2 separate regions of the Homo sapiens genome follow, and region 2 is linked to region 1. A link is a loop called in an ENCODE intact Hi-C map of the cell type or tissue named here. Cell type or tissue: GM12878. All regions are shown on one strand. Each heading gives the region's core, and the rest is flanking DNA. Links, peaks and the distances in the headings are about the cores only. Region 1 overlaps STK32A-AS1 (STK32A antisense RNA 1). Region 2 overlaps PPP2R2B (protein phosphatase 2 regulatory subunit Bbeta).

Region 1 (16,453 bases), core at 9,338-11,837:
AGGATACATCTGGAAGGCAGCTGTCTGCAACCTGAAAGAGAGCCCTACAAGAACCTGACCATGCTGGTACCTAGACCTCAGATTCCTACCCGCCAGAACTGTGAGAAATAAATTTCTGTTGTTTAGAAGCCACTCAGTCGCCTGTAATCCCAGCACTTTGGGAGGCCGAGGCGGGCAGATCACGAGGTCAGGAGATTGAGACCACCCTGGCTAACATGGTGAAACCCCGTCTCTACTAAAAATACAAAAAAATTAGCCAGGCGCAGTGGCGGGTGCCCGTAGTCCCAGCTACTCGGGAGGCTGAGGCAGGAGACTCACTTGAACCCGGGAGGCGGAGCTTGCAGTGAGCTGAGATAGCACCACTGCAGTCCAGCCTGGGCGAAAGAGCAAGACTCCTCAAAAAAAAAAAAAAAAAAAAGAAGCCACTCAGCCTATGGTAATTTGCTATAGAGGTTTGAACCAAGACAGGAGGCACAACAGTGACTACCATAGAAAGCTTACAGACATCTGATTTTGGAATAGGGACAAACTTTTATCCACTGCCTCAGTTGATGAAACCAATAGCTAAAGTGTAACAAATTCCTACTCCATGATTGCAGGATCAATGGGTGCATTTGAAAAGGGAATGAGAAAACTCTTTTGCATAATCTTTTTGCCTTTCTAAGTTATCAATCTTCAAAGCTGAAAGTATGACCTTATAAATTTGAATCCCTGAAGACCATTCAAGATCCATGCTGCTGTATTTTCTAATTCTCCTCCCATGAAGTTTATCTCATCAAAAAAGGTGGTTTTGCTTTGCATTTCTCTACTGACCAGTGATGATGAGCTTTTTTTCATATGTTTGTTGGCTGCATAAATGTCTTGTTTTGAGAAATGTCTGTTCATATCCTTCACCCACTTCTTGATGGAGTTGTTGGTTTTTTTCTTGTAAATTTGTTTAAGTTCTTTGTAGATTCTGGATATTAATCCTTTGTTAGATAGATAGAATGCAAAAAATTTCTCCCATTCTGTAGGTTGCCTGTTAACTCTGATGATAGTTTCTTTTGCTGTGCAGAAGCTCTTTAGTTTAATGAGATCCCATTTGTCAATTTTGGCTTTTGTTGCCATTGCTTTTGGTGTTTTGGTCATGAAGTCTTTGCCCATGCCTATGTCCTGAATAGTATTGCCTGGTTTTTCTTCTAGGGTTTTTATGGTTTTAGGTCTTATGTTTAAGTATTTAATGCACTTGAGTTAATTTTTGTATAAGGTGTAAGGAAGGGGTCCAGTTTCAGTTTTCTGCATATGTCTAGCCAGTTTTCCCGGAACCATTGAATAAATAGTGAATCCTTTCCCCGTTGCTTGTTTTTATCAGGTTTGTCAAAGATCTAGATGTGTGACATTATTTCTGAGGCTTCTATTCTGTTCCGTTGGTCTATATATCTGTTTTGGTACCAGTATCATGCTGTTTTGGTAGCTATAGCCCTTATAATATAGTGTGAAGTCAGGTAGCATGATGCCTCCAACTTTGTTCTTTTTGCTTAGGATTGTCTTGGCTATACGGGTTCATTTTTAGTTCCATATGAAATGTAGAGTAGTTTATTCTAACTCTGTGAAGAAAGTCAGTGGTAGCTTGATGGGGATAGCATTTAATCTATAAATTACTTTGGGCAGTACGGCCATTTTCATGATATTGATTCTTCCTATCCATGATCATGGAATGTTTTTTCATTTGTTTGTGTCCTCTCTTATTTCCTTGAGCGGTGGTTTGTAGTTCTGCTTGAAGAGGTCCTTCACATCCCTTGTAAGTTGGATTCCTAGGTATTTTATTCTCTTTGTAGCAATTGTGAATGGGAGTTTACTCATGATTTGACTCTCTGTGTGTCTATTATTGGTGTATAGGAATGCTCGTGATTTTTGCACATTGATTTTGTATCCTGAGACTTTGCTGAAGTTGCTTATCAGCTTAAGGAGATTTGGGGCTAAAACGATGGGATTTCAAAATGTGCAATCATGTCATCTGCAAACAGAGACAATTTGACTTTCTCTCTTTCTATTCAAACACACTTTATTTCGTTCTCTTGCCTTATTGCCCTGGCCAGAACTTCCAATACTATGTTGAATAGGAGTGGTGATTTGTTTTGTTCTGATTTTCGAGGGGAATGCTTCCAGCTTTTGCCCATTCAGTATGATATTGGTTGTGGGTTTGTCATAAATAGCTCTTATTATTTTGAGATATGTTCCATCAATACCTAGTTTATTGAGAGCTTTTAGCATGAAGGGGTGTTGAATTTTATTGAAGGCCTTTTCTGCATCTATTGAGATAATCATGTGGTTTTTGTCATTGGTTCTGTTTATGTGATGGATTATATTTATTGATTTGCATATGTTGAACCAGCCTTGCATCCCAGGGATGAAGCTGACTTGATCGTGGTGGATACCCTTTTTGATATGCTGGTGGATTGAGTTTGCCAGTATTTTATTGAGGATTTTCGCATCGATAGTCATCAGGAATATTGTCCTGAAATTTTCTTTTTCCCTTGTGTCTCTGCCAGGTTTCAATATCAGGATGATGCCAGCCTCATAAAATGAGTTAGGGAGGAGTCTGAGAGGAGCTATTAGAGCTTTACAGGTAGGCGATTTTTACAAATCTTTGACTGGTAAAAAATTTTGTTTCAACATTTTTTATCACATACTTGAGCAAATAGGTGTTACAGGGAAGTTGTCTAATCTTATTTGAAGAGCTCTTTAATCAAAAACTCTTTAATATGAATTGCATCAAGTTCCTATTTAGAGGTTACACAAATTAAAAGTTTACAGCAATCACTAATACTTTGTATCTTATTTTTCTAATGCTACAATAAAATGTAATAAAAATTTCCCAAGCCCATTTAGATACTCTCAAATCTCTCTCAGTTTACTTCAGCATTCTGCAAAATGTTTTGATTTTTATTTATCCCTTAATGGGAAGTGGTGTGGAAGATTATCTTATGGGATAGTTTTGAGGCTCTACTGAGAAAATTTATAAGAACATGCTATGTAAGTAGCAACTTTTATATAACACTTATTAGCCACCCTCAACACAATTTCTTCCCTCCTCAACAGTCCAGTTGAGGCTTCAAATACTTCATCAATATCTGCCTTGTTAACACACACACACAGTGGCACACAGAAGCACACAGGGGCATACACTTTTATTCAAAATATCGTGGAAGCTGGAATCTTTCTGAGTTGAGTAAACAGAAGGCAATTCCTACCAATATGATTGCCCCAAAAGACATGGTCTGAAAAATTCCGCAGGCCAAAACCTGGACAAATACAACTGCTTCTTTAGTTTATAGCTTCCTCTCCCTTTTTTTTTTTTCTTGATAGTGAAAACCTTTGTGGTCACTATGTCCATTCAGTTTTATCTTCTTAAGGATGTGTTTTGTTTAAGTTTCTAGAGATCAGGAGCAAGTTTGAGAACTCTGGAAAAAAGTATATATCAGTTGGATAATGTAGATTTTAACCTTCTGTCCCAAGAGAATCAAATAATTTACTCTTACTTTTCTGGGTCTCTACAAATTAGGTGAAGACAACAGAGCATTCTAATCACAATTTCCATTTAAAACACAGGGGCACTAAAGACATTGAAGAGACAATATAGCATACTGGCTCTGTCCATTCAGTATCTAAAATGTGCACCGAATCCACCCCCTTTTTTAAAATTCCATTCTCTCTCTTCTCTGATGTAACCTCGGTCTAAGCCATCATGATCTGTTACCTGAAGTACAGTTGTCTCCTAACTGGTCTCTTTGCTGTGGTTTCCATATTTGTGTCCCTGCTAAAATTCATATTGCTACTTAATTCTCATGGCTGGTGGTGTTAAGAGGTGAGGCTCTTTGGGCGGTGATCATGCCATAAGAGCCCTACCTTTATGAATAAGATTAATGCTTTTATAAAAGAGGTGCAGGGGCAATAGCAAAGACTTGGAACCAACCCAAATGTCCATCAATGATAGACTGGATTAAGAAAATGTGGCACATATACACTATGGAATCCTATGCAGTCATAAAAAATGATGAGTTCATGTCCTTTGTAGGGATATGGATGAAGCTGGAAACCATCATTCTCAGCAAACTATCGCAAGGACGAAAAACCAAACACCACATGTTCTCACTCATAGGTGGGAATTGAACAATGAGAACACTTGGACACAGGAAGGAGAACATCACACACCGGGGCCTGTTGTGGGGTGGGGGGAGGGGGGAGGGATAACATTAGGAGAGATACCTAATGTAAATGATGAGCTCATGGGTGCAGCACACCACCATGGCTCATGTATACATATGTAACAAACCTGCACGTTGTGCACATGTACCCTAGAACTTGAAGTATAAAAAAAAAAGAGGTGCAAGGGAACTGTTTGCTCTCTTTTTTGCCCTTCTGTCCTTTCTGCCATGTGAGGACATAGTGTTCATCTTGTCTGGAGGAAGCAGGGTTCAAGGCACTATCTTGAAAGTAGAGACCAGGCCCTTACCAGACACCAAACCTTCTGGCACCTTGATCTTGGACTTCCAAACATGCAGAACTGTGAAAAGCAAACTTCTACTATTTATAAATTACCCAGTCTATGGTCATTTATAGCAGTGGGCATAGACTAAGACATCCTCTCTTGATTCTTTACAATGTATTCCCCATATAATAACCAGATCACTCTTAAAAATAAAAACCAGATTATATCAGTCCCCTGATTAGAATCCTTCAATGATTTCCCACCTTGCTTGGAAAGCAATCCAAGGTGATTACCGTGGTTTACTAGGTTGGATGAGATCTGGCTCAGTGAGGTTGCCCTTTGTCTGCTGCTCTATGCTTAATGTGCTTCAGCCACACTGGGCTGATTACTGACTCTTGTCTGCCCAGAGCCTTCATACTTCACAGCGTGTGCATTTGCAGTTCCCTCTGCCTAGCATCTCCTCCCTCTGACCCTCACACAGCTTCTTCCTCAGCAGCCAACTCTCCTAGTACAAAGAATTTCCATGGCCATCCTGATTAGCGTAGCCCTCTAGCACAGGCCCCTTTCACTATAAAATTGGTTTATTGCCATAATGGCACCATTTTTAGCACTCAGTCCAAACTATTTTGTTTAACTATTTGTTTCTGAATTTATTGTCTAACTTCTCCAATGAAAGATAAACTCCTTGAGAGCAGGCAACTTGTCCTCCTTTCTCACCACTGAGTCCCCAGCAGCTGTGAGAGTACACGGCCAGTAGTACTCATGCAATAATTATTTGCCGAATGAAGGAAGGAATGAATGAATGAAGGGTACAATGCCAAGCACTCTGAAATGGTTATAATAGCTTTTTGGGTCAGAGTTTCCCCTGCTGGAGAGACAGAAAGAAAAGGAGTAGAAATTGCTAAAATGTATGCTATTGTGAAAGAAAATGGAATTTTTGAAACCCCAAAATCACTATGCCAAAGGAAATGTTAAACTGGGGACTGGGTCACACAACGTTGCCCTTATTTCTTTCCTTCCCCAAAAGAGAGCTGTAATTTCACAACCCTGTGTCATAGCCTCATCCATAAGCCAGGTTCCTGCAACTAGGGAAGGCCACATATCTCTCCAGATGGCCTTCCTCACAAATTACTCACAAGGAAATTCCTTATGGTCCCTAAATCTTTCAGGATACATATTCTATCTATAAACTATCCCTAAAACCAAGTTCTGTTGAATCTCACCCTGAAATTGCCCATTACCAGCTTATCTTCACAGGTACAGGACAAGGATGAGAAGAGAAATCATCCTTCTGCCTACCCTGAGATGGATGCATAATTGACTTTTTCCTCTACTCCCCTTATGCAGATTTACTGAGGCTAATCAGAGCCTCACAAGAATGTAAGCATTTGCCTCACTGCTTCCCTTCCCTTCCCTCTCTTTTTTTCCCTTCTGCTTGCTCTTTCTCCTTTAAATACTGAAGCTCCTGAAACCCTATTCGGAAAAGCACAAGTCACAGATGCTCCTGTGGCCTGTGTTTTTCCCTCAAACATTGATTACAGTAATCTCTATCCATTGAGACATCAGTCTCAGTCACTTTCTGGTTAAGACTATCAAATGGTGACACTTCACCAGTGGGAAGTAGAGCCTGTCAAGAGAAAAGAAGGTAAAGAAACATTTTTATGTTCACTCTACTAACAGTCAAGCTGGGATCCAAATCTGAGGCTTTGAAATGCATTGTCTTTTTGTTGTACAGCACTGGCTGTAAGTGGCCAGGTTTCTTTCACTTAAGACATTGTCTTATAGCATAGTGATTTATATTATTCCACAATTATGTAAAATGTCATCAACTCTCAATGGATTATTCATGGTGTTTGAGAACCATATTAATTTTAATAAATATTATACTTTTCTTCCTGTGAAATTATTTCAAGTGATTTGCCAAACCATGGGTCAGTATGCTTATTCCCTGATGAAATAAGGCTATATCTGTAGTAAATTTCCTATATTCTGGACCACAAAGACATGTGATGAGAAGATGGGTAAAAAAAAAAAATGCGTTTGATTGGAAATAAGAAACTAATTCTGGGAAACAAATTTAATTGCCTGATTGGAAACTATCCCAGATTTTTAAAAGTTACTCTTTAAAATAAAAGGATGCTCTAAGAAATTAGATGGCTGTGTATAAACCATGGATGATTTCACCTGTCATCTCAGGAAGGACAACCACTGTTGTGTAAGAGGTAAATACACTCCCTTCAACTGTGAAGTTCTTAATTCAGAATCACAGCCAAGCAAATGGTGTCAAAATCTACAAATGAATCCAAGTACTCACTGGGCAAGAATTGTCTTTATGTGTTCTATTGTTCGTATTATCAGCTCTTGTCAGTTCTATTGTGCCAAGTATTTTGCCAAGTGCTTCTGATATCATCTCATTTTGTTCTCATGGCAACCCTATTCTCCTATTTAATCTACTAAGAAACGGAGTCTTAGAGAAGTGAATTGACTTGCCCAAGGTCACATAGTTAATAAAAATCAAATTTTAAAAACCAAACTTTAAGTGGTTCCATTATACTCCCTACCTTTGAGGAGCACTGTAGTATGCCGTGTTCTCACAGTTGAGGAATGTGCCGAATCTTTTAAATGGAAAAAAAAATCTCATAGCTAGTTCATTTTTCTGCTAATGTTGCTTATTATAGGCAAAAACAGAAATCTAGTATATGTTTCTTATACTTACAGTTCATATGAACTCGGGGACTGAAGTGGCCATTCAAATATTCAACAAGTGCTGATAGTGTTTTAGTATATTGAAATGAATTTAAAAATTTTAAAAATGTTTAGAGAACTTGCAGACCTCAAAAGTATGTCCCTGGACATCCCAAGAACCTGCGGATTCCAATTTGGGTAACATCTTCAGCTGATCTGTTGGAATTGAAATGACAACATTACTGATTCATTAACTGTGTAAATTGGGTACAAGTTACTTAATTCTCTGTTTCTCCATCTATAAAATGGGAATAAAAAGAATGCTGCTCTCCTAGAGTTGTGAGGATTGAATGACAATGTATGTAAATTGCTCAACCCATAAGGTAGTTTAAGTGAAAAGCTCTATGAATATTTTCTGTATTATTCATATGATTATTAGGTAATTATGGTATGCTGAGTGAGGAAAGCAGAGATGCAGGCAACTAAAATTACCCAGGGAAAAGTACTTTGTATCTTTATATACAAAGTGCTCTTTGAACATAGACAAGACCTTGATAATAGCAAATTTAAATAGCTGGTAAGTGGCAAAGCTGGGATTCAAACCTGGGCAGTCTGGCTCCATATGTTGTGCTTTTGAGTTCTAGAAAGAGATTTAAAAGTTAAGTAGAAGAGAGGAATATCATCAGCAGAGTTGGTCCATCTGACTGTAAAACCCACACACGTAAGCACTGTGCTGTGTTGTCTCCTCTAGCAAATGCCCCGGAAGCCTCAACTGTAAAAGCCCCATTCAGTCTTGGGGCATCTTTTCCTGGCAAGTGCTGCTGTTGCTCTGGGGTTCCTCCCACTTCATACATCATGCATTTTCAAAGGAAAATAGTACTCCTGTGTTCATACTGATGCAAATCACTTCGTCCCAGCATGAGCAAGCAAAAGGATCTAAACTGGTCTTCCTCTGCCCCCTCAGAAGAGATGATTAGTTCCAGCACAAAGTTACAAAAGGGAATGAGTTGTCAACATTTAAATATCAGCAGATTTTATATAACAATCCAGGTTTCACCATCTCCTGAAAAATCTGAGTATCTACCAACCTTGAGCCTCATACCCACATGACAGCAACTGAGTGGAGCTGAGCAGCAAAATGAGTATGTGAACTACATGTTGCCATAGCCTCCTTCTTAAAAATCTTCTCTGGCCTTCAGTAGTAGCCTGGTTCACATAGGCATGAAGCATGAGACTCATGGAAGGCACTCCATGGATGTCAGCTGCTATTATTTAGGCTTTTGTTGTTATTGTCTGGCTCATATCCCCCGTGTTTTATCAGAGCCTGAAACTCAGGAAGTGTGGTAGTTTGCAAAAATAAAAATTGCCACTAATTTCCCCTATGCTTGCATGCACCCTCCTTTGCAATATGATTTTGCTGCTCCTCCAAACAAGATGGGGGCCCATCTCTCCATCCTGTGAACCTGGGCTTGGCCATGTAACTTGCCTTGGCTAATGGGGTATTGGCAAATGTGTAGTAATCAAGTGCTTGGGGGTTGGGGCCTGCTGCCCTGTCTTGCTGGTGGAAATTCTTGGCCACCATATGATAAGCCCAAAGTAGCCTATTGGAGGATGAGTGACCATGTGGAGGGAGGGCCCAGCTATGCAAGCAAGGCCATCTGAGATCGATGGACCAGAGGAATTAATAAGCAACCCCTGGAATCAGGACAAGTAAGAAGTCATTATTGTTCTAAGCCACTAACTTGTGAGTTGGCTTTTACACAATAATAGCTAACTGACATGAAGACAAAGGCTTATTAATGCCTCTATACAACAGATGCTGCAGCATAAGTGGTGGTTTTCTGGATAGTCTTTAAATTAGTCATTCTCTCCTTACAAATAAGGCCTAAAACAAGTTGACACTTCTGTTTCAGTTTTTATTCCACTCTTATTGAATGAAAAAAGGACAGAAGTAAAAATCAATAGTAAGAGAATTTTTAGGGTGTTTTTATAAGTGGAGAATGAACATTTAGGTAAATATACAGAAAGCCAAGTTAAATATACAGAAATGGTACACAGCCATGCACTGCATAATGACAGTTTAGTCAATGACAAAAATATATAACCCATATACAAGAAGGTTCCCATAAGATTATAATACTGTATTTTTGCTGCACCTTTTCTATGTTTAGGTATATTTAGCCACACAAACCCATCGTGTTACAATTGCCCATGGTATTCAATGCAGTAACACGCTGCTTAACAAGCTGGTCCAACCCGTGGCCCATGGGCTGCCTGCAGCCCAGAACAGTTCTGAATGCGGCCCAACACAAATTCATAAACTTTCTTAAAACATTATGAGGTTTTTTTTTGTGATTTTTAAAATCTTTTTATCTATTGTTAGTGTATTTTATGTGTGGCCCAAGACAATTCTTCTTTTTCTGGTGTGGCCCAGGGAAGCCAAATGGTTGGACACCCCTGCTATAGGTTTGAAGCCCAGGAGCAATAGGCAATATCAGATAGCCTGGGTGTGTAGTAAGCTATGCCATTTAGGTTTGTGTAAGCACATTCTAGGATATTCATACAGTGTTGAAATCTAAAGACACATTTCTTTAAACATATCCCTGTTGTTAGGTGACATAACTGTAAACTTTCTGTAAATATGCAGAAAACATTAAGGTAAATATACAGAAACTTCTTACAGAAGTAATAGAATATACGGAAAATGCACATCATCATGTTCCTTGATAATTTTCCCAATTATGAAGACTTCATGTGCATATTAGTATTTTTCACAAAGTTATCACGATGGCAATAAATGGCAACAATGAGAAGAAGAAGAGTTTCTATATTGAGCTCTTACACACCCAGCACTTTTCTAAGGACTCTTACATAGATTTTTTTTCTTTAGTCCTCAAAACAACCCTATAAGGAACGTCTTATTATTGTGCCCATTTTACAGTGGGGGAAAATGAGTCTCAGAGAGATGGGGGTAACTTCAGAGTTCCAGAGCTGGGACCTAACCTGCAGTTTTGTTAAAAGCCCATGTTAACATCTACACTTTACCATTTCCTTGTGATAGCAGTCATAGCGTCATATTAATTAAAGGGTTTAAAGCCTCTAAAGGATGACCTGAATTTGAACAGAAGGATTTTCGCATTTCTTTCATCTGTTACGAGCTCCCTTTGCAGAGCAGAGACACTTTTATTTCTATCCACCAGGGGGCAGTCTAAGTCAGAGTTTGATTCTGAAATCAACAGCTCTGAGCGTTACTTGGCCGCGCCTTCATAGCTTCATTTCTATCGTTGTTTTGTTTTATCTTGTTTTTCATTTTAAAATGCCTTGAGATTCCCCAGCTTTTCAGGACACTATTCTTTTTCAACCAGCAACGTGAGCCGTGGAGACATTGCTGGATAAAATGCCAGGATACTTGCTTACTGTGTGTTCCTGCATTAGTGACCCTCCAACCTTCGGAATCACTCCGCTTGCGGCATCAGATTGATTTTGACAATGAAATGATGAGGCTGGGCAAGTTTTAGGGATTACTTCGACTCTCACAATCTACCACTTCTAGTGTAAAAGTCGGTACGAGTCTTAACACGGTACGAACAAGGGGGTGCAAGAAATGTTACATTTGTTGTTCATAAATCAAACTGTGACTAAGTTCCCATCCTGCCAGATTGATGAGAAGTGTACTCTGTCATTATTGAAGCTCCGCCCCCCCAACTCTCCCCACCCCAATTACAAAGGTGCCAAAGAGTCCAGAAGGTGCCTGTTCTGGGAGCCTCTGTCCACACTGGGTACCGAGGGATGTCCATTGTCCAAGCCTGTCTGGTCTCCTGAGATCAAGCACCTGCTGCTGTGTTTCTTGCCTGAAGGACCCTTGCCTGTGTTGGGAGTCTAGGCCCCTGTTTCTCCAGGTATGTCTCCGAGTCAGGAAGCCTTTGATCAACAGCAGCAAAGATGTATTAGAGACGATAGCCTTTCTCTGGCTGTAGTAGTCCCAACTACTTGGGAGGCTGAGGTGGGAGAATCACTTGAACCAGGAGGCAGAAGTTACAGTGAGCCAAAATCGTGCCGCTGCACTCCAGCCTGGGTGACAAAGCAAGACTCTGTCTCAAAAACAAAATAAAATAACCCAGTTTGGGGTATGTCTTTATTAGCAGCATGAGAACAGACTAATACGATAAAAGCCCAAATTTTCACTCAAAGGAGAAAGAAGGAAGAAGAGAGAATGGGGAGGGAGGGAATAGAGGAGAGCTGTCCTCAGCGACCTCTACTTTACCTTTGCAAAAATTCCTAGGAAAAGGAAACACAAAGGGCCTGGCTATCTTCATGGAAGGGAGAGAGAAATCATGAAACAAAACATATTGATGTTTAAATAAATAGTGCCCAGCCACTTCATAAGTCAAGAGCCTTGAGACTAAAACAGACAGTGTCTTGAGCTATATTTATTTTTCACAGTCTTATAACCAAGATTCCACTCAATGCCTATTGGATGGTTAATTTTCTTATTCATTCTGAAAGAGAAGAGGAATAATAGGCAGGATTAGTTTTTGAAACAAAATGACCAGTATTGAAGCTGAAAGCGAAGCATAGCTGTGAATCCTGGTAGCACAGCTTTCTGGCTGTGAGACCTTGGAGAATACTGACTCTTCCTTCTTCAACATGGAGGTATATAAATTCTGGATCTAGTTTAAAGGGATTTGCTGATTGCTTGAAATTGACTCAGTATCCTTATTACCTCCCACCCCCAGGGGAGGCTGCAGACACTTTTATGGAGTGCTACAGTCAGGCTGAAGAGAGCCTTGGTGATTCTCTCCTCCTTTGTTGTGACCCTTTCTGCTCTGTTCCTCTGTCCACATATCCAGACCTCCTGGCCTACGCTTGGTCCTGGGGGATTGATGCTTTTCTGGCCCTCTGCTTTATCTCTGAATACAGCCATTTGAATCCCATGTGTTATTCACTCTGTAATCTGAGATCTTGCTCCAGATTAAAAAACCATAACCCATATTCAAAGCCTCAAGGCCCCCAAAATTGTCCATTAAACAAAACAAATGTGTACTGTACCAAGGCAGCTGTACTAATGTACATTCCTATTAGCAGTGCATGATGGGTACATGAAGGACCTGCTCTTGTCCTTGAAAATATTTGGTACCCACGGACTTCTAGTCTTTGCCATTCTGGTGAGTGTGATACTGCTTTTCAGCGTGTGTGTGTTTTATCATTATGGTAAAAAAAAAAAAAGGCATAATATCAGATGTGTATGTACCCTTTTAACCCTTTTATGTGCATACTGCATTTTGATCATGTTTTTTAACATGAGTATCCTGATTGCTAAGAAATTTAGCATTTTTTAAACAAGTTTACCTGGTTTTCTCTTCCGCAACTGGCCTGTTCAAAAACGTTTCCCATGTTTCTGTTGTGTTGGGGTTTTTTGTTTATTCTTTTTATTGATTTATAAAAATTCCTTATATGTCCTAGATACTAGTCCTTTGTCAAATAAATGGGTGATAAATGTATACTTCTAGTCTATAGCTCTTTTCATTTTGCTAATTGAACCTGTTGATGTAGTTTAATATGCTGACTCTCTTTTTTGTTTTTGAACTGTGTTCTTTGTATCGTGTTTAGGAAATTTTTTCTGCACTGAAAAACTGGGTGGCATCAAATTTTAAAGAGCTTTGCCTCCCCTGAAAAGACATTTCTAAGATGTTTTAGCTAATATTCCAAAAATTGACAATGACCACCTTAAGAATATTTGTTGTGTAAGTGCTAAGTCAACTAGGTATTCACAATAAAGACAATAAAGTTAGATTCCTACTTTGCACTATACTTAAACAATGCCAGGGACTTGAAAGTGCTATATGTGAGGGGAGCAAAACTTAGTAAAATATATAGAAGAAAACCTCTCATTTTTCTAAAAGTTTTTCTTTAAACTTAAAAATTAAAAAAAAAAAATTGTCGGCTGGGCGGGGTGGCTCATTTCTGTAATCCCAGCACTTTGGGAGGCCAAGGCAGGTGGATCATGAGGTCAGGAGATCGAGACCATCCTTGCCAACATGGTGAAACCCCATCTGTATGAAAAATACAAAAAGTTAACTGGGTGTGGTGGCATGTGCCTGTAATCCCAGCTACTTGGGAGGCTGAGGCAGAAGAATCACCTGAACCCGGGAGTTGGAGGTTGCAGTGAGCCGAGATCATGCCACTGCACTCCAGCCTGGTAACAGAGTGAGACCCCATCAAAAAAAAAAAAAAAAAGAAAAAGAAAAGAAAAAAAAAGAAAACAAATTTGTCCCCCTTCTATTAGTCAGAAGGTATGACCTGATATTGTAGCTGCAATGAGCAAGTGTAACAGAGCAGAGATGGTGACAGAAGTGACTGCACATGTGTCTGTCCACAGGTCAGGGCCAGATCATAAAGGGCTGTGGTGTTGGAATGTTATCAAGGATAATAGACAGCCAGAGAGGCTTTACATAGCAGAGTGATGTGATTATCAGATTCGCTTTAAGAAAGCTCCAGCATCCTACATAAGGCTAGCCAGTTTTCCCAGCATCATTTGTTAAATAGGGAATCCTTTCCCCATTTCTTGTTTTTATCAGGTTTGTCAAAGATCAGATAGGTATAGATGGGTCGTATTATTTCTGAGGACTCTGTTCTGTTCCATTGGTCTATGTCTCTGTTTTGGTACCAGTACCATGCTGTTTTGGTTACTGTAGCCTTGTAGTATAGTTTGAAGTCAGGTAGCTTAATGCCTCCAGCTTTGTTCTTTTGGCTTAGGATCGACTTGGCAATGCAGTCTCTTTTTTGGTTCCATATGAAATTTAAAGCAGTTTTTTCCAATTCTGTGAAGAAACTCATTGGTAGCTTGATGGGGATGGCATTCAATCTATAAATTACCTTGGGCAGTATGGCCATTTTCATGATATTGATTCTTCCTATCCATGAGCATGGAATGTTCTTCCATTTGTTCATGTCCTCTTTTATTTCGTTGAGCAGTGGTTTGTAGTTCTTCTTGAAGAGGTCCTTCACATCCCTTGTAAGTTGGATTCCTAGGTATTTTATTCTCTTTGAAGCAATTGTGAATGGGAGTTCACTCATGATTTGGCTCTCTGTTTGTCTGTTATTGGTGTATAAGAATGCTTGTGATTTTTGCACATTGACTTTGTATCCTGAGACTTTGCTGAAGTTGCTTATCAGCTTAAGGAGATTTTGGGCTGAAATGATGGGGTTTTCTAGATATACAATCATGTCATCTGCAAACAGGGATAATTTGACTTCCTCTTTTCCTAATTGAATACTCTTTATTTCTTTCTCCTGCCTGATTGCCCTGGCCAGAACTTCCAACACTATGTTGAATAGGAGTGGTGAGAGAGGGCATCCCTGTCTTGTGCCAGTTTTCACAGGGAATGCTTCCAGTTTTTGCCCATTCAGTATGATATTGGCTGTGGGTTTGTCATAAATAGCTCTTATTATTTTGAGATACGTCCCATCAATACCGAATTTATTGATAGTTTTTAGCATGAAGGGTTGTTGAATTTTGTCAAAGGCCTTTTCTGCATCTATTGAGATAATCATGTGGTTTTTGTCTTTGGTTCTGTGTATATGCTGGATTACGTTTATTGATTTGTGTATGTTTAACCAGCCTTGCATCCCAGGGATGAAGCCCACTTGATCATGGTGGATAAGCTTTCTGATGTGCTGCTGGATTTGGTTTGCCAGTATTTTATTGAGGATTTTTGCATCGATGTTCATCAGGGATATTGATCTAAAATTCTCTTTTTTTTTTGTTGTGTCTCTGCCAGGCTTTTGTATCATATGTAGAAAGCTGAAACTGGATCCCTTCCTTACACCTTATACAAAAATTAATTCAAGATGGATTAAAGACTTAAATATTAGACCTAAAACCATAAAAACTCTAGAAGAAAACCTAGGCAATACCCTTCAGGACATAAGCATGGGCAAGGACTTCATGTCTAAAACACCAAAAGCAATGGCAACAAAAGCCAAAATTGACAAATGGGATCTAATTAAACTAAAGAGCTTCTGCACAGCAAAAGAAACTACCATCAGAGTGAACAGGCAACCTACAGAATAGGAGAAAATTTTTGCAATCTACTCATCTGACAAAGGGCTAATATCCAGAATCTACAATGAACTCAAACAAGTTTACAAGAAAAAAACAAACAACCCCATCAACAAGTGGGCGAAGGATATGAACAGACACTTCTCAAAAGAACACATTTATGCAGCCAACAGACACATGAAAAAATGCTCATCATCACTGGCCATCAGAGAAATGCAAATCAAAACCACAATGAGATATCATCTCATACCTGTTAGAATGGCGATCATTAAAAAGTCAGGAAACAACGGGTGCTGGAGAGGATGTGGAAACATAGGAACACTTTTACACTGTTGGTGGGACTGTAAACTAGTTCAACCATTGTGGAAGACAGTGTGGCGATTCCTCAGGGATCTAGAACAGAAATACCATTTGACCCAGCCATCCCATTACTGGGTATATACCCAAAGGATTATAAATCATGCTGCTATAAAGACACATGCACGTGTATGTTTATTACGGCACTATTCACAATAGCAAAGACTTGGAACCAATCCAAATGTCCAACAATGATAGACTGGATTAAGAAAATGTGGCACATATACACCATGGAATACTGTGCAGCCATAAAAAATGATGAGTTCATGTCCTTTGCAGGGACATGGGTGAAGCTGGAAACCATCATTCTCAGCAAACTATCCCAAGGACAAAAAACCAAACACCGCATGTTCTCACTCATAGGTGGGAATTGAACAATGAGAACACTTTGACACAGGAAGGGGAACATCACACACTGGGGCCTGTTGTGGAGTGGGGGGAGGGGGGAGGGATAGCATTAGGAAGAATACCTAATGTAAATGACGAGTTAATGGGTGCAGCACACCACCGTGGCACATGTATACATACGTAACAAACCTACCCGTTGTGCACATATACCCTAGAACTTAAAGTATAATAAATATATATATATTAAAAAAAAAAAAAAAAAGAAAGCTCCAGCAGCAACAAGGTGCAGACACTGGACGAGAAACAGGAGTGAGAAACAATGGTGAGAAGTCTATTGTGGTCAGCAAGGTGGAAGTGATGGGGCCCTGAATCTGGGCAGTGTCTGTTGTGATGGGCAAAAGAAGAAGTGGATTTGAGAGCCTTTAAGGACAGGCAATTGCTGGGAGCTAGTTAATGTAAATTAGCTTCTTCCAGACCACAAGAAATTGGCCACCAAAAATATAAAATTTGGGGTTGGGAGGCAAATGCAG
Region 2 (16,453 bases), core at 9,154-11,653, 530 kb after region 1:
CTTTCTCTAGGAAAATCCACAGAAACCCTTTGAGCCCCTTCCCTGAGCAAATTCAGGACTTCTCTGACTCTACTCAAGACTCAGGAATATTTAGTCTCTGTTTCCTGTACCCCAAACAGCTTCAGATGTCTGTCAGTACCCAGGGGCAATTGTGTGGTTTGATCCTTGTTCAACATCAAAAACCAATGCTTTGCCTTTTGAGGACTCGAAAACAAGAATGTTGCTTCATAATCTTCTTCCCCTGGGAAATTTACATCTCCTCTTGCCTCCTTGGATGTCTCCCATTGTGAAAGCAGCAGCAAATAATTTTGCTTCCCTATGTCTTTCTTTTTGGCACATTCTTACTTGTCGATCAATAAATTACCCCCTGCCAAGCTCCAGCAGCCTGGCTTCCGTCTTCACCACTTATATTCTCCTTTTGTGTTTAAAAAAGAGCTCATTATTTTTCTCTTAACCTCTAGTGAAATATTCCCTTTATTCTCTCCGTTTTGCTTATCGTTTAACTTAATTCTTAGTCCAACCATCCCCATCTGTACCTGTCCCCGAGTCCTCCACATTTTCCTCTTTAATAACCAGAAGTTAATGAGACCACCCTTGGAGTCACATGCTCCTTTTCTGATCACACCAGGATAAGCAAATGGGATTTAAATAGCAATAGCAGGTAATACAATAGAAGAAAAGCCATAGGCAGGGATTCAGCCAGTCAGGTAAAACAGAGGATGTAGTTTTGTGCTCTCTGGGATGTATAATGTCTCCTTTTACAGCTGTGCCTCAGTTTTCTCATCTGAGAAGTGAAGTCAGCCGTCACTTATAGTATCTGCTTCATGCAGTACTTGTGAGGATTAGATGGGATAAATTACACAATGTGTTTGATGGAGTGGCACACAGAAAGCCCACAGTAAGTATTAGGCACTACTGTGTCATGATTATAGGAAGCAAATGTAAAAGACAATCCTACCCTTTACCAGGTTTGAAAGCTGCAGTTACATATGGTTGAGAGACAGAGGCCTTCAGTGTCCAGACAGGAATCCCAGCTCTATTTGTTTATGCAAATAACTCATCAAACCCACCATTTAGCGGTTCTTAATGGGGAGAAGGTATGTGAAATAACACTGGACAACCTAAGGACAGAGACGTGTTTTTCTATTCTCAAGACCCAATATTTTGCCTGACACAGTACATTTTCTATAAATACTTAAAATCAACATACATGAATCACCTAACATACTACCTTGGTGTATATCATTGTGTTTCCCAAAGTCTAGGATATGTGTTTCTGTTGATGTAAGACACAACTGTAAGTAATATTGAATCACATAATTGAGGAAGTTATTCCCTCCTTTCTTGCTTTATAAATTATTCTGATGACATCAAGCCCAAAGTCTCAGTTTGATGTTAATATTTTTTAACCTCTCTCATAACACTTACAAATCTTGATTTTTTTAAACTGAGAACTGACCTTACACTCTGTCTTTTCAGATGACTCTATCTGGCTAGAATTTAAAAACAATTTTTATTGTATTTATTTTTATAATTTTCTTCTTTTTTGACAATTCATAGAAAACTGGTTTTCCATGTGTTACAGTGTAAAGTTCCCTATCAAAATAAAGTTAGTTAACTAAAAGCAAATCAGTTTAAAGAAAATACTAAGTGGGCCGGGTGCAGTGGCTCATGCCTATAATCCCAGTACTTTAGGAGGCCAGGCATGCGGATCGCTTGAAGTCAGGAGTTCGAGACCAGCCTGGCTGACATGATGAAACCCCGTCTCCACTAAAAATATAAAAATTAGCCAGGCCTGGTGGCACATGCATGTAGTCCCAGCTACTCAGAAGGCTAAAACAAGAGAATTGTTTGAACTCGGGAGGCGGAGGTTGCAGTGAGCCGACATTGCGCCACTGCACTGCAACCTGGGTCACAGAGCAAGATTCTGTCTCAATAAATAAATAAATAAATAAATAAATAAATAAATAATAGTACACATAAAACAGATAAGAAAATCTGAAGGGGTACTAAAAGGACTGAGTTTTAGAAAACACTATTCTAATTTTCCCTCAATTATTTGGAGAGCTTTAAAAAAAAATCAGGATACCTAAGCCTCACCTCAGACCAACTGAGTTCATCTCGAAGTCTGTATTTTCTATTGCTCTTTAAGAACTCTCAGGTGATTCTGATTTTTTTAAAAGCCAGTTTAGGAATCTCTGAATGAGAAAAATCTGATTTTGTTTTTAAATTCTTTTAAATTCATTCAACAAACATTTGTTGAATATTTGTTCTGTGTAATGTCCTGTGTCCTGGATGCCAAGGATATGATGGAAAATAATACAGATACTGTGTTCACTGAGTTTTTGCCTGCTTATGAGCTTTACTCCTATGCTAATCACAACCTGAAAGATATAAAAGTGTCATAATTTTGTGAACATTTTTTGGTTATGATTCTGACATTGAGTTTACTGCAGAGAGAAACCTGAAGCTAGCCTTATTTTCCCTCTAATACAAGAGGAATTCATGTTTAAAGATCTAGATAATCCATAAATCTTCTTTATACTGGAAATATAGTAACGTCACCAGAAAAAAATGCCATGGTATTGACCATTCTCTGTAAGGTTCAGATGGTATTTGAATCCTAGTTCTGCTGATCCCGAGGACCTCATGACTTATTATGTCATTTAACCTCACTGAGCCTCAGCTCTTTAAAGTCTGTAAAATATGTATGGTATCAACTATGCAGGATTTTTGTGAAGCTTAAAGGAGGTAACGTATGTAAAGCATACAGGGGACAGTAAGCACTTTTTAAAGGGTCATTAAAGTGGCAGTTTTACAGAGGTTAGGTTCCAAAGTCGCCCCATAAAGCAAGCACCAGGTTTGGTAAAAATACTCTTGAAAAATCCCATAAATCACCCATAAGATTTGTTTGTTTTTATTAACTCTATATAGAATAATATATACATATAAATATATAGGATATAAAGAATAATGTAGAATATAAACTATGCAAACAATATGAGGGGCCATTTGTGAAAAATATACTTCCTTAAACCTTAGTAACTTATTCAACATCCCACGATGCTCAGAGATGAGATCCACCCAGACCATTGGTCTGAAGAAAGAGCAGATTAACTCCCCTCCCCCATCTCATACTCCCTGGGACCTCTGACCCATTATTTAAATTTGCTTCTTTCCTTTTTTCATATTATTCTAAGCATATATAGTTGAATTCACATATTAAATGCATATGTGATACAATTCAGTACATAATTGTATTCCTAGATTAGAGGCAAAATAAATACTAAATAGAATGTAAAATAGGTGGAAGTCAGGTACCATAATTTGATGTTCAACTACAGTGATTTTAAATGAACTGCACATTTGTTCTCTTTTCCCTCTCTATGATTAGTTTTCCCTTCTTTTTAGGTTTTCCTTTCCTTTCTGTTAGCCTCAGAGCTTGATGGTTTTTTAAAAAGGTCCTCTGCTTTGGCTATTGGAGAAAATAATTTATATTCCTTCCTTCAGGAAGAAAATGAATTAATGGAGTCTACAGTCCTCAAAGGCAATAACCTCTGTCCATGCCACCCGTGCCCTGCTTCCTTCCATTCTATGGCAATGCAGTTCACAACATTTGGGGGCAAAGAGGTCAGAAAGCAGTACAGAAATGGATGACAACCTTGAAAACTTGAAGGGAATAGATAGGATTCAGAGTTCTAAAAGGACAGAGCATAGTGCTGGGACATGTGGGGAGAAAACTCAACAGTTCATGTGTAGAAAGTGGAAACACAGCCAAAGTAAAGTTGCAGAAAAAAGATCTCAGGGTTTTAGTGAATAACATGAAAGTGTTACTTAAAAGTAGACCAGGCATAAGTCACCCCAAATAGTGTGTTGTTCCAGAAGAAGTAATTACGTAATTTTCTTCAGTTCAGGATAAATTCTTACTCTAATATGGTTTGAGGATCTAGTTTTTAAAAAGAATGTGATTGCCATGAAAAGGGCTCATAGCACTTCTAAGATTGGCAGGGAAGTGGGGGGAAATTATGAGGGAGAATTACATAAATGGGTTCATTGCCTAAAGAAGATTGAAAGGCAATTATAACATTCCAAACAAAATAAAATTTCTAGCTAGGGAATAGTGACCACTTGTGCTTTGCCCTCCTTATACAAGACACTGTTAGAAATCTAGATTAAAACACTAGGAGCTCAAGTTACAAAATGATTCCAGGAGGGTTGTCAAAATAGTGACAGGTTGAAGAAGGAAGCTAGAGAATTAATCGTTTTCTTTAGGACTCTTAAATGTATCCAATTATTCTTCATCACAGTGGGTACATATAAGAAAGGAGGAATGAGATGAGCTCTGTTAACTGCAGCAGTCAGGTTCTGGGATGATTTAGGGATATGGATGGGTGGATAGAAGTGAGGTGAACAAAGGAATATCCTAGGAAAAGGTGTGGATGTGATTACGAATATGGGATGTCCAAGGGACAAGGATGAGACCCAATTACAGGGCTCTGATGCTTCCTTCTTCCCACTTTGTTTCTCTGCCTGCTTGTTTCCTTCTCTCCTTTCTGATAGCACTGAGCAATTGGGCTGAAAGTGTTATAAAATCTGGGCTGGAGTGACTCATTGGAGGCCATATTCAGACTGGTAAACAGATGAAGTCATTGGTAAAAAGAGGAGAAAGGGCCAGACATGCAGAGAGAAGGCGTTTAAGAGACCAGGTGGCCCCTAAGCAAGACAGACAAAGAGAGAAACAGAAAAACAAAGCACATTTTTCGAGGTTCCTAACAGCTTGCCAAGTCCCTGTTCTATTTCATATGCTCCATTTCAGTCTCGATGATCTGTAATATTTTTCTGTACTTCAGTAATCCTTTTGGGTTTTTTTTTTAAGTAAGTTTAGGAAGGTTTCTGTTCTTAAAATCTAAAGAGCCCAGACTAGAATATTACTTCACCTCCCTGCTTTCTTCTTTTTCTCCATTCTTATTTCTGAAAGCTTGGCATCTTTTTATTCTATAGAGTCTTATTTCTGCTTCTTTTCTCAGATACTCTCTTCTCTTGCTCATCCCATCCTGTTTACTTTTTATCTCCTTTGTGTGTGTGTGTGTGTGTGTGTGTGTGTGTGTGTGTGTGCGCGCGCACGCCTATTCCTGCTGTCTCTCCTTGGAACCAGCAAACCTTCTTCTCTGGAGTTATTTCATCTTCATCCACTTCATATAACAATTTATTTTCTAGAATCACTACATTCAAATTCAGCTCAGCCATTGAGGAAGAGAAGATTTACGGTCTCTCCCACCCTCATGCCTGAATTCAGAACATTGCCATTGTCTTCTCCACCTCCCTAACTCATTTGTTCATCTTCTGACCAATAGCCTTTATTAGACAGAAAAATCCAATTATCCAGAATCTACTGTTCAGTAGATTCCTACCACCATCTCCCACATTCACACACATACCATTTCCTACCTCTGCATTTTAAGAGAAAGCAACAGATCTAGGAGGAGAGGTTAGGAAATCACATTCAAGTTCAAAACAGTCAAATAGTATAGAATAGATTCAACTTGGTATATTACTTCATTTGAAAAAAGACCTGGGAATTTTACTTGATGACATGATATGGACGATTACAAAGGGAAGTCTGTTTTAACATACAGAAACAGAAAGCACATGTCTTCTTTGGAATAATAAATGCCTGTGCTGGTAGATTGTGTTCAGTGAAGCAAAGCATTTGTGGAGGCCAAGTGGCCTGAGCTCACCATTATTGAGGTGTGAAGATTGGAGGCTGAGTCTTGGTATAATCTATGAAAGTGGAGAGGAGATGGGTTGAGAGCTGTCCTCAAGTATCTGAAGTGCTGTTGTGCAAAGAAAGGGAATGGGCTGACTCCCTGTCCACTCTGGGAACAGGTGGACAGTTCAGTAAAGCAGATATTAAGCTCACAGGAATGAGAAAGTTGTGCTCATTAAAGATGCTTAAGTTTTCCCAAGAAGAGTCCAGTGCAGACTGAAGAATCTTAAGAATCCTGCCCTGACAAAACATTAAACATGATGTCTTCCCTTCCTTTTCTTACAAAAGAAATGCTTGTTTATAGCATCCAGTCAAATAATACTATATTTACGGTTCCATATCTCAGGGTAACTAAGGTTGCTAGTTTGGTGTATGTCTTTCCATACCTTTCTCTGTATCTATGAATACATATATTAACATTAATGAATGAACAGATATGACTTTGTTTTGTTTACAAAACTGAGATCACACTAGACATATTACTCAGTAATATACACATCCCTCCAGGCCAATTTACCTTCCTTGAAAGAGCTGCAGATATTCTAAAGCATAGATAAGCTATGACATTAAATCATTTCTCCATTGATAGATATTCACATTGTTTCTAAATTTTGCTATAACTAACAATGCTACAATACGTGTTCTCAGACATACAGCCATACCTTGTTTTATTACATTTCGCTTTATTGTGCTTCACAGATAGTATGTTTTTTACAAGTTAAAGGTTTGTAGCAACACTGCAACAAGCAAATCTATTAGCACCATTTTTCGAGCAGCATGTGCTCATTTCATGTCTCTGTGCCACATTTTGGTAATTCTTGTAATATTTCAAATGTTTTCATTATTATCCTTGTTATAGAGATCTGTGATCATTAATCTCTGATGTTAATGTTGGAATTCTTATGGGGTGTTTTGGGTTTCTCATTTTAAATCAAAAGCTAGAAATGATTAAGCTTAGTGAGGAAGACATGTCGAAAGCCAACACAGGCCCAACACTGGGCCTCTTGTGCCAAAGAGTTAGCCAGGTTGTGAATGCAAAGGAAAAGTTCTTGGAGGAAATTAAAAATGCTACTTCAGAGAGCACACAAATGATAAGAATGCAAAATAACCTTCTTGCTGACATAGAGAAGGTTTGAGTGGTATGGATAGAAGATCAAACCAGCCACAACATTTCCTTAAGCCGAAGTCTAACCTAGAGCAAGGCTCTCTCTTTTGTTCTATGAAGGCTGACAGAGGGGAGGAAGCTGCAGAATAAAAAATTTGGAAGCTAGCAAAGGTTGGTTCATGAGGTGTAAGAAGCCATCTCCATAAAATAAAAGTACAACATGAAGCAGCAAGTGCTGATGTAGAAGCTGCAGAAAGCTATCCAGAAGATCTAGCTAAGATCATGGGTGGCGGTGGCTACACTAAACAACAGAGCTTCAGTGTAGACAAGAGAGCCTTATGTTGGAAGAAGATCCAATCTAGGACTTTCATAGCTGGAGAGAAGTCAATAGCTATCTTCAAAGCTTCAAAGGATAAGCTGACCCTTTCAGTAGGGGCTAATGCAGCTGGTGACTTTAAGTTGAAGCTAATGTTCACTTACCATTCTGAAAGTCCTGGGGCCCTTAAGAATTACACTAAATCTATTCTGCCTGTGCTCTAAATGGAACAGCAAAGCCTGAATAGAGCACATCTGTTTACAGCATGGTTTACTGTATATTTTAAACCCACTGTTGAGACCTACTGCCTAGAAAACTAGATTTATTTCAAAATATTACTGCTCATTGACAATGCACCTAGTCACCCAAGAGCTCTGATGGAGAAGTACAAGGAGATTAATGTTTTCCGGCCTGCTAACAACATCCATTCTGCAGCCCACAGATTAAGGAGTCATTTTTGAGAAATATTATTTGAGAAATACGTTTTGAAAGGCTATCGCTACCAAAAAATAGTTCCTCTGATGGATCTGAACAAAGTAAATTGAACATCTTCTGGGACGCACTCACCATTCATTCTAGGTGCCATTAAGAACATTCATGATTTAAGGAAGGAGGTCAAAATATCAACATTAATAGGAGTTTGGAAACACTTGATTCCAACTCTCGTAGATGACTTTGAGGGGCTCAAGACTTCAGTGGAGGAAGTCACTGCAGTTGTGGTGGAAATAGAAAAAAAAAAAAACTAGAACTAAAAATGGAGCCTGAAGATGGGTCTTAATTGCTGCAGCCTCATGGTAAAATTTTAACAGATGAGGAATTGCTTCTTATGGATAAGCAAAGAGTGGTTTATTGAGGTGGGATCTACTCTGATGAAGATGCTGTGAATCTTGTTGAAATGACAACAAAGGATTTAGAATATCACGTCAATATTAATAAAGCTGTGTTAATAAAGTTAATAAAGCAGCAACAGTGCTTGAGCGGATTGTCTCTAATTTTGAAAGAAGTTCTGTGGATAAAGTGCTGTCAAACACCATAATATGCTACAGAGAAATCTTTCATGAAAGGAAGAGTCGATCGATATGGCAAACTTCATTGTTGTCTTTTAAAAATTGCAACAGCCAGCCAGGCGCGGTGGCTCATGCCTGTAATCCCAGCACTTTGGGAGTCCAAGGTGGGTGGATCACAAGTTCAGGAGTTCAAGACCAGCCTGGCCAAGATGGTGAAACCCCATCTCTACTAAAAATACAAAAATTACCCAGGCGTGGTGGCACGTGCCTGTAATCCCAGCTGCTCGGGAGGCTGAGGCAGAAAATTGCTTAAACCCGGGAGGCAGAGGTTGCAGTGAGTCAAGATCATGCCACTATACTCCATCCTGGATGACAGAGCAAGATTCCATCTCAAAAAATAATAATAAATAAATAAATAATAAAATAAAATAAATTGCAACAGCCACCTCAACCTTCAGCAACTACCACCCTGATCAATCAGCATCCATCAACATTGAGTCAAGACCATCTACCCGCAAAAAGATTATGATTCACAGAAGGCTCAGATGATCATTAGTATTATTTAGCAAAAAGTATTTTTTACTTCAGGCATGTACCTTGTTGTTTTAAACATAATGCTATTGTACACTTAATAGACTACAGTATAGTATAAGCATAACTTTATATACACTGGGAAACCAAAAAAATTTGTCCAACTTTATTGCAATATTCACTTTATTGTGGTGTTCTGGAACTGAACTTGCAGTATCTCTGGGACATGCCTGTATATTGTTATTTACGGATGTTTTTATAGGATGGATTTCATTAAAGTAAGGTTTACTAAGTTAAAAGATGTATATGTTATTTTAACAGCTACTTCCAGATTACCTTCTGAAAATCTTGTTGTAGTTTATGCTTCCATGAGTAAATGCTTGTTGTTTATTCCATCTCCAGGATAGAATGTTATATTTTTCTTTTTATACTTCCAACTGAGAGGCAGCATAGTATAGTGGTTTAGAGTTAGGACTCCCTTGGCTAGAAATACTGAGTACCTGTCTCAGCTCCAGCAAGTACTAGTTGTGTACTTTTAGCTAGGACACATTACTGCTTTGTGTCTCAGATATGCTGATCTGTAAAAAGAGGATGATATGAATACCTACCTCATAAAATTGTTATGAGTGTAAATGAATTAATAGTTTTAAGACTTATAACAGTGACTGGCATAGAGTAAATTCTTTATGCATAAAGGTTAAAAATTAAAAGATTCATCAGATTAATCTTTTATAAGATTAAAGATTTTAAAAATCTTAATTTACATCTCTTTACTAATGAGTTGGGCATATTTCTATCTATGTCTTGGTCATTTTCTTTTCCCTTTTTCTGAATTTTTCATTCCTATTTTTGCCCATATTTTTACTGAGCTGTTTGTCTTTTTACTAATTTTCATGAACTCTTTGTATATCATAAATAGTAACCCTTTTCCTGTCATTTTTATCTTCCATAAGTGATTTTCTTTTTATGATTATAAAAATAATCAGAATTTTTAAAATTAACATAAACCTTCAATCAGTATAGAACTATAAAAATCATTTTAAACCCATAGTCTTAGTCTATTTTGTGTTTGTATAATAGAATACCACAGACTGGGTAATTTATAAAGAAAAGAAATTTATTTCTCACAGTATTAGAGGCTGGAAAGTTCAATATCAAGGTGCCAGCATCTTGTGAGAGTCTTCATGCAACATCACCCCATGGCAGAAGCAGAAGGGCAAAAGAGCACCCCGGGGAGGCAGGCATCAGTTTTTAACAAGAGGTCTTATTTGATTCTGATGTGCAGCCAAGGTTGGGAATCAGACAATGTAACCCTGAAATGTCAATCTTAAGTCAATTTGTTTCTAAATCAAAGTGTTGCTAGTAATTACTACTGCCATCTGTTGGTGGGAGGCAGAACTGACATTCTATGGATATCTATGAAAGGCCATGTTTTTTAAATTCTTAGAAATGCATCTTTGTGTTTATCCAGACCTTTTTAATGTAAATGACTTCTCAGGTAACTTCCAGCTGTAAGATTCTTGAAGTTAATATCAAATTTGTATTTATCTTCTTGGTTCTGTATATTCCACGGTAATAAATGACAGAATGCAGTGTGATACTTCGGAGGCTTGGTCAATCCTCGGTGATCAAAGATTCAGTGATATTTATCCTAATAGTAGGAAAAAGTAATACTTCATCAATAACAGTTAAAAAACAGCAAAAACAATTTTTGTGCTTAATCCTAACCAAACTAACCAAAAATTAAACCACCGCCTCTCCCAATCCCACTCTCCCCAGCTATAAATGTTAATTGAAATTTTCCTCTACTGGGGTATTTTAAGATGTCTCTTTTTTTCTTGTGGCATTACACAATGTAAAACATCAAAGGAAATAACAGGAAAGGCAGTGAACAGGGAAACACACTTTGAGAAATAGTGATATTGGCATAAAAAGTAAGTGTCTGGGGAAAAAATAAGATAAAACTGGCAGAATTACAGGTTTCTGCATGAGTTGGTAATTAGCGAGTTTATCTTCTGAGAAAAAGGTATCTTTCCTCTCCTTTTTATAGTCAGGCCAAAAGAAGTCAATGACACAAAGAGCATGAAATTTTTTGCCATGCAAACCATTTTTGATGCACTGAATTTAAAATATATACATTAATTCCCCAGGCAGCTTTTATGCATTTATTATTCTTACAGCTGGCCATAGGGGATAAGTCTTTCAAATATATATTTTATATGTCTTTGAAATATAGATATTAAACATAGATATTTTATATATTTATGTATATATGTATATATCTTTGTATATGAAGTACCTTTTAATCCAAAACGTCTTCATGAACTGAAACTTATTGCTGGTCTATTGTAGAAGTTAGTACTTGGTTTCTTCTATGCACCCTAGATTTGGACTGTGTTCCAGGAGAGTGTCCTTAAGACTTGGGTTTTTCAGCCTTGGAACTGTTGACATTTTAAGCTAGATAATTTTTTGTTTCAGGAGGAGCTACCTTGTTCATCAAAATGAGTTTAGCTACCTCCCTAGCTCCTGCACACGGATGCCAGTAACATCCCCTCTATTGTGGCAACCAAAAATACCTCCAGACACTGCCCAGTGGCAAAATCGCTCCTAATTGAGAAACACTGATTTAGAGGATTGAATGCTTATGGCCCTGCTTTCGTGGGATGAATTGTCATTTCTTTAAAAACAACTTATCTGATTCCTCAGTCTAAGTTAGAGCCCCTATTTCTTTCTCTCATGAAACAATATACATCTCTTTGTAGCATCAGTGACAGTTTATAACAATGTATTTACTTAGAGACATTAATGTCTTTCTTCCCTGTTAGACTTTAAATTCTACCCCTTAATCTCTTTTGTTCACTGTGTACACATACTACCTAATACAGTGATTGGCACTTAATAAATGTTTGTCAAATGAAAGAATATAATTCTAAGATATTTAATGACCTGAAACACAAAGCCTGACTTGGTTCAAAGAGGTTTTTCTTCTCAGGCTTATTTCAATCTGTATGACAAAGCCAGTAAAAGAAGAAATTAGGGACATATTGAGGCTGTTGAAGGGTGTGAGCAGGGAAATCTCAAAATTATATTATTTGGATAGGATTCCCAGGGGGTTTTGGCGGGGTGCTGGTGAGTGGCAGTTTCATTCTGGAAACAACAGCTCTGATATGTCGCTGTAAGCCAGAGCCAGCCTATCACTCCTGCTTTCTGAACACCATCCACCATTGATCCATGGAAGAAACAGGTTTTTTGACCAAAGTGAGGTTTAACGCTCCACTAATTCTTTGAGGGAAAATGCCCCAGGACCAGGAGAAATATATCTATAGAAAATAAACATCAGTATAGATAGCACAAGAGGCCTTTAAATGCTTCTTTTCACGTTTTTAAAAAATGGAATTAAGATGCATATTTTTTAAAATGAAAAATGACTGGCATTCTTCCTACTGAAAATGAAAAGTAATTTAATTTGTTAGTGGTTTATTTTATTTGACAGTCATTGTACATACTCTATTTGGTTTGTTACACTGAATTACCCTTCAATAATGGGTACACACAATGCCAGACTCTGCCCCCCAGGTTGCTTTGATAATTGGATGAGCGTCCATATTGTTCAAGATTTTCATGACAATGAGGACGGAGCTATTTGCAAAACTCCTAACCAGGAGAGCTTTCAGCTTTTTAAATTCTCAATAAAGTTAATCTCTATCCAATGACCAATCATTCCCCTGGCTACTTTTCCTAAGCAACCTTAACATTATATAATCATGACTGAATTCCCTTGGTGGATGGAAGAGATGCTAAAACCTCATAGTCAATATAGAAAAGTCAGAAAATCTTCCCCAAGCAATCTTTCAGAATGGACCATTTTTCTACAATTGGAAGTTAATGGTAAGAATGCTAATAATAGCTACCATAGGGGCTGGAGCCAGACAGCTGACATCCAGGGACAATTCTACCCCTTGGCAACAATATGACCTTGGGCAAACTTCATGACCTGTGTTGCTTCAGGAGTTACATCCATAAAATGACAATGATCTTAGTACCTACTTCATAAGGCCATTGTGAAGATTCAATAACATGATGTGCATAAATGATTAGCACAATCCTGGCACAAATCATGTCTCCATAAATGTTTCTTCGTTAGATGGTATGTGTCAATCGTCATGCTAAGTTCTCCTAACAGTGCTACTGAAAATGTTACATATCCCCAACGTTAAGGAGGGGAATACTGATATCAAGAAAGACTAAGCAGCAAACCCAAGGCCACATGGTTGGTAATTAGCACAGCCAGGATCCAAGCCCAAGTCCACATAACTCTAAAAACCCTCTTATACCATTCAAATTGTGTGCTTGTGTACCTCCAGAAGAATTTTGAATAGCTATGTACTTTCCTGAGCTTTTTAAAGTAGGTAACTAAGCATTTCCATTGTAATGTTAAATAATTGCAGAAAATGTGATTTCAAAGTATTTTAAACATTGGCAGTTTAAAATAAAGCTTTTATATCATCTTTTGGTTGCATCCAGTGGGATTTAAATACCTCATTACTGGATACTCACCAATACCCACTAAAAGAATATGTGAACAAATTTTTTTTAAGTCAAAAGCTTCATATTATTATTTTTTCTTCTTCAAACATCTATTTTTATTGCATTTCCCCTAAATCATGTTAAAAGGTTTTTGATCATTTCTATGACAAATATAGATGTAAATAGACTTTTTCTTTTATGAATATATGACTGTAAGACTTTAAAATTATCTTCTGGGTTTAGTTGTTGCTTTGACTATTAATAGAACACAATACATCAAAACAGCATAAACATATAATTCTGACAAATGATGAATAAATATAAAAAGTAACATTTTATTAGAAATGCATCTCATAATGATCTGGGGATGGGGGCGTCTATGCGGCCTTGATTAAAAGTATCATGCAAATGTCCCTCTCAGGAATGTTTATGAATTGCATAGTACACCTTGGTAAGATTCAGGATAAGTTAAAGTACATCTTCTATATCTTTCTTTTGAAAAAGGAAGAAGGAGAACCTAGGCTGTGGGTACTCCTGAGAAGATCTGATTTTAGGAAGGAGAACATGGAAGTTAGGAACGAAGAAATGAATTTCCTTAAAACTTTTTCACATAGTTCTTAGGAAGTCATCCACCACTGCTGTTCCTAGGGGAATGGTATTCTCATTGAAGACGGCTGCTCTGTACCACTGAGCTGTATTCTTTGGAATTAGGATATTTATAGGAGGACCCAATGCTCTCCCATTTTTATGACAACTTACTCCCTCTTCCTTGAAAATGAAGTCTGGGTCCCAGTTGTTACTAAAAAGTCATGAAGGCTGTTTCTTGAAGGAAGCCCAGTGAAAAGGCAAGGTGATAAATTTGAAGCGAGGCCGGAATCTGGAATTTCCAAGCCCCTCTGAGAGATTTACCGTCTAGTGCCTCAAGATGGGATAACATATTCACCCTCAGATTCTCCACTGGGCCTCAAACCTGTGGTCCCAGAGCACCAGGGTCAGGGTTTCCGTATACCTAGGATGAGGTGGACACCCAGGACTTCCGCTCTCATCTTTGTCTTTTCTAGGTCAAGCAGCCTTCCCAAAAGGGGTGGTTTGAGTAAGAAGAAGGAGGGGGTTACATATTGCCTACCTCCTCTAAGCTTCTCAAGGATACTCTGTGTGGCAACTTCTCAGCATGTAGTAGATGCTCAATAAATGTTTGTTGAAGGCCTTATCTGGGGCCAGTGTGTGGTTATAACCTTCCTATGTGCACTTCCTAATTGATGATACAGAACCCACCAAACCCCATGACCTTGATATATACTGTCAGTCTAAATGTAATCTCAATTATTTGGAGAGGGGAATGGGGAGCATCTGTTGAACACTAACAAGGAGATATGGAGCAAGTGTGGATTTAAATTGACAGCAATTTTTTCAAAAGACCCCATAATGTTGATTATGTTGTACGTATCATAATGAGCTGGGGATGGGGTCGTCTATGGGGCCTTGATTAAAAGTATCATGCAAATGTCCCTCTCAGAAGTGTTTATGAATTGCATAGTACACCTTAGTAAGATTCAGGATAAGTTAAGGTACATTTTCTATATCTTTCTTTTGCAAAAGTAAGGAGAACCTACCCTGTGGGTACTCCTGAGATCTGATTTTAGGAAGGAGAATGTGGATGCTCCTTCCATAACATAATTGATTATGCTTGTACGTAACAAGCAATGGTATTCAAAGGTTTGTCTGTTCACCTCAATGAGATTTGACCTAGAGTTACTAAACAGCTAAAATCCATCCACATCCTACAGACAGACATCTCTCTTTTCTTCCTTCTCCATGACTTCATCTTTTCTGTTCTTTATCTCCTATCTGGCCATCTCTTCTCTCTTCTCCGAGTCTTGCCTTGAATCTGTCAATTTACTGAGCTACTGGAGGTTGCCATGGTAAACACAGCTGTTGTTTTTTCTCTGTGAAAAACTCCTCTCATGAAGGCGCATTGAGGGGAGTCCTCCCCATGGCCTCCCCTTGCTGTGCCTTTTCACATATGTTTTTTAAAGTGGAGGCTTCAGGGGCTTCCTGTTTTCTAGGGCTCTACTCTGCTTTAATTGCATGTCTCTGAAGCAAGGCACTGTGACCCGCCAACCCCCACTTAGGTGTCATGGAAGATTGTGAAGAATCGCTGGTGTGGTCACCAAATAAGCCAAATGACAGCAACATTCATTTTGTTAGTAAATGCGTTCTGGGAAGTTAAAGATGATCTGGTATTTCCCAAGAGGAGAGGCGGGAAAGATAATAAGAACCTGAGGGAGGAAGACTCAAAGCGGGTGAGCAGAGACAGAAGGAATGGTGAGGGAGGATAGAGTCCCATATCAGGCAGCTACTCACAGGTAGCCACACCTCCCTGAGCTTTCCTCACCCGCACAGTGAAGGTGGTGATCCGGCCCTGACTACTGATCCAACATCTTCTCCAACTGCCATGCTTCCTTACTCACTCCTCTCCAGCCATAAAAGCTCTTTGCTGACAGGTACATGGCACGTGCCTGTAGTCAGCTACTCAGGAGGCTGAGGCAGGAAGATCACTGGAGCCTAGGAGTCCTGGGCTGTAGTGCCCTATGCTGTTAGGATGTCCACACTAAGTTCACATTAATATGGTGGCCTCCCGGGAGTGAGGGACCACCAGGCTGCCTAAGGAGGGGTTAACCTACCCAGGTCAGAAACAGAACAAGTGAAAACTCCCGTATTGATCAGTAGTGGGATCGTGCCTGTGAATCACCAGTGCACTCCAGCCTGGGCAACATAGCAAGACCCCATTTCTTACTTAAAAAAAAAAAAAGCTCTTTGCTATTGTTCCTCCTGTACTCTGAGCACACTCCAACCTCAGTGCCTTTGCATTTCCTGTTCCCCCTGGCTGGAATGCTCCTCCCCACATTGCTGCATGGCTCCCCCTCTCACTTCATTCAGGTCTCTGTTCATACCCCACTCCCTCAGAGAGGCCTTCTATGACCACCCCACCTCAAAGAGCATACCTCTCGCTTGCTAGCCCCTTACCCAACTCAGGTTTTCCTCATGTACACATACACACAAGAACTTATGTACCACAGAGAGTTCACTGTTGTGGCACCGGTCCCTAGAATATGTCTGCTATTGAGGAGGGATTTAATAAGTATTTGTTGAATGAATAACTAAATCACTGACCTCACCCCAGAAGCACAGTTACCCAT

What was found. Peaks named below come from ENCODE experiments on the same cell type or tissue, not always from the same donor. Only the 100,000 strongest peaks of a DNase experiment are listed, where the experiment ranks them.
Region 2: a loop joins it to region 1, with 3.0 times the contacts of the local background. A loop is called at or near these places in 8 of 110 quality-filtered maps.

The regions. Positions count from the first base shown.
Region 1 is chr5:147,182,914-147,199,366 of GRCh38, reverse strand. The region is part of intron 2 of STK32A-AS1 (STK32A antisense RNA 1); the gene reads left to right. Among named protein-coding and RNA genes, the nearest start is that of STK32A-AS1, 44 kb to the left of the region's middle. In GM12878, for the core only: a CTCF peak has its summit at 10,350 (motif pointing right); no DNase peak of the experiment used is centred there.
Region 2 is chr5:146,655,995-146,672,447 of GRCh38, reverse strand. The region is part of intron 5 of PPP2R2B (protein phosphatase 2 regulatory subunit Bbeta); the gene reads left to right. It also overlaps the pseudogene RN7SL791P. Among named protein-coding and RNA genes, the nearest start is that of PPP2R2B-AS2, 100 kb to the right of the region's middle. In GM12878, for the core only: a CTCF peak has its summit at 10,114 (motif pointing left); a DNase peak (open chromatin) is centred at 10,102.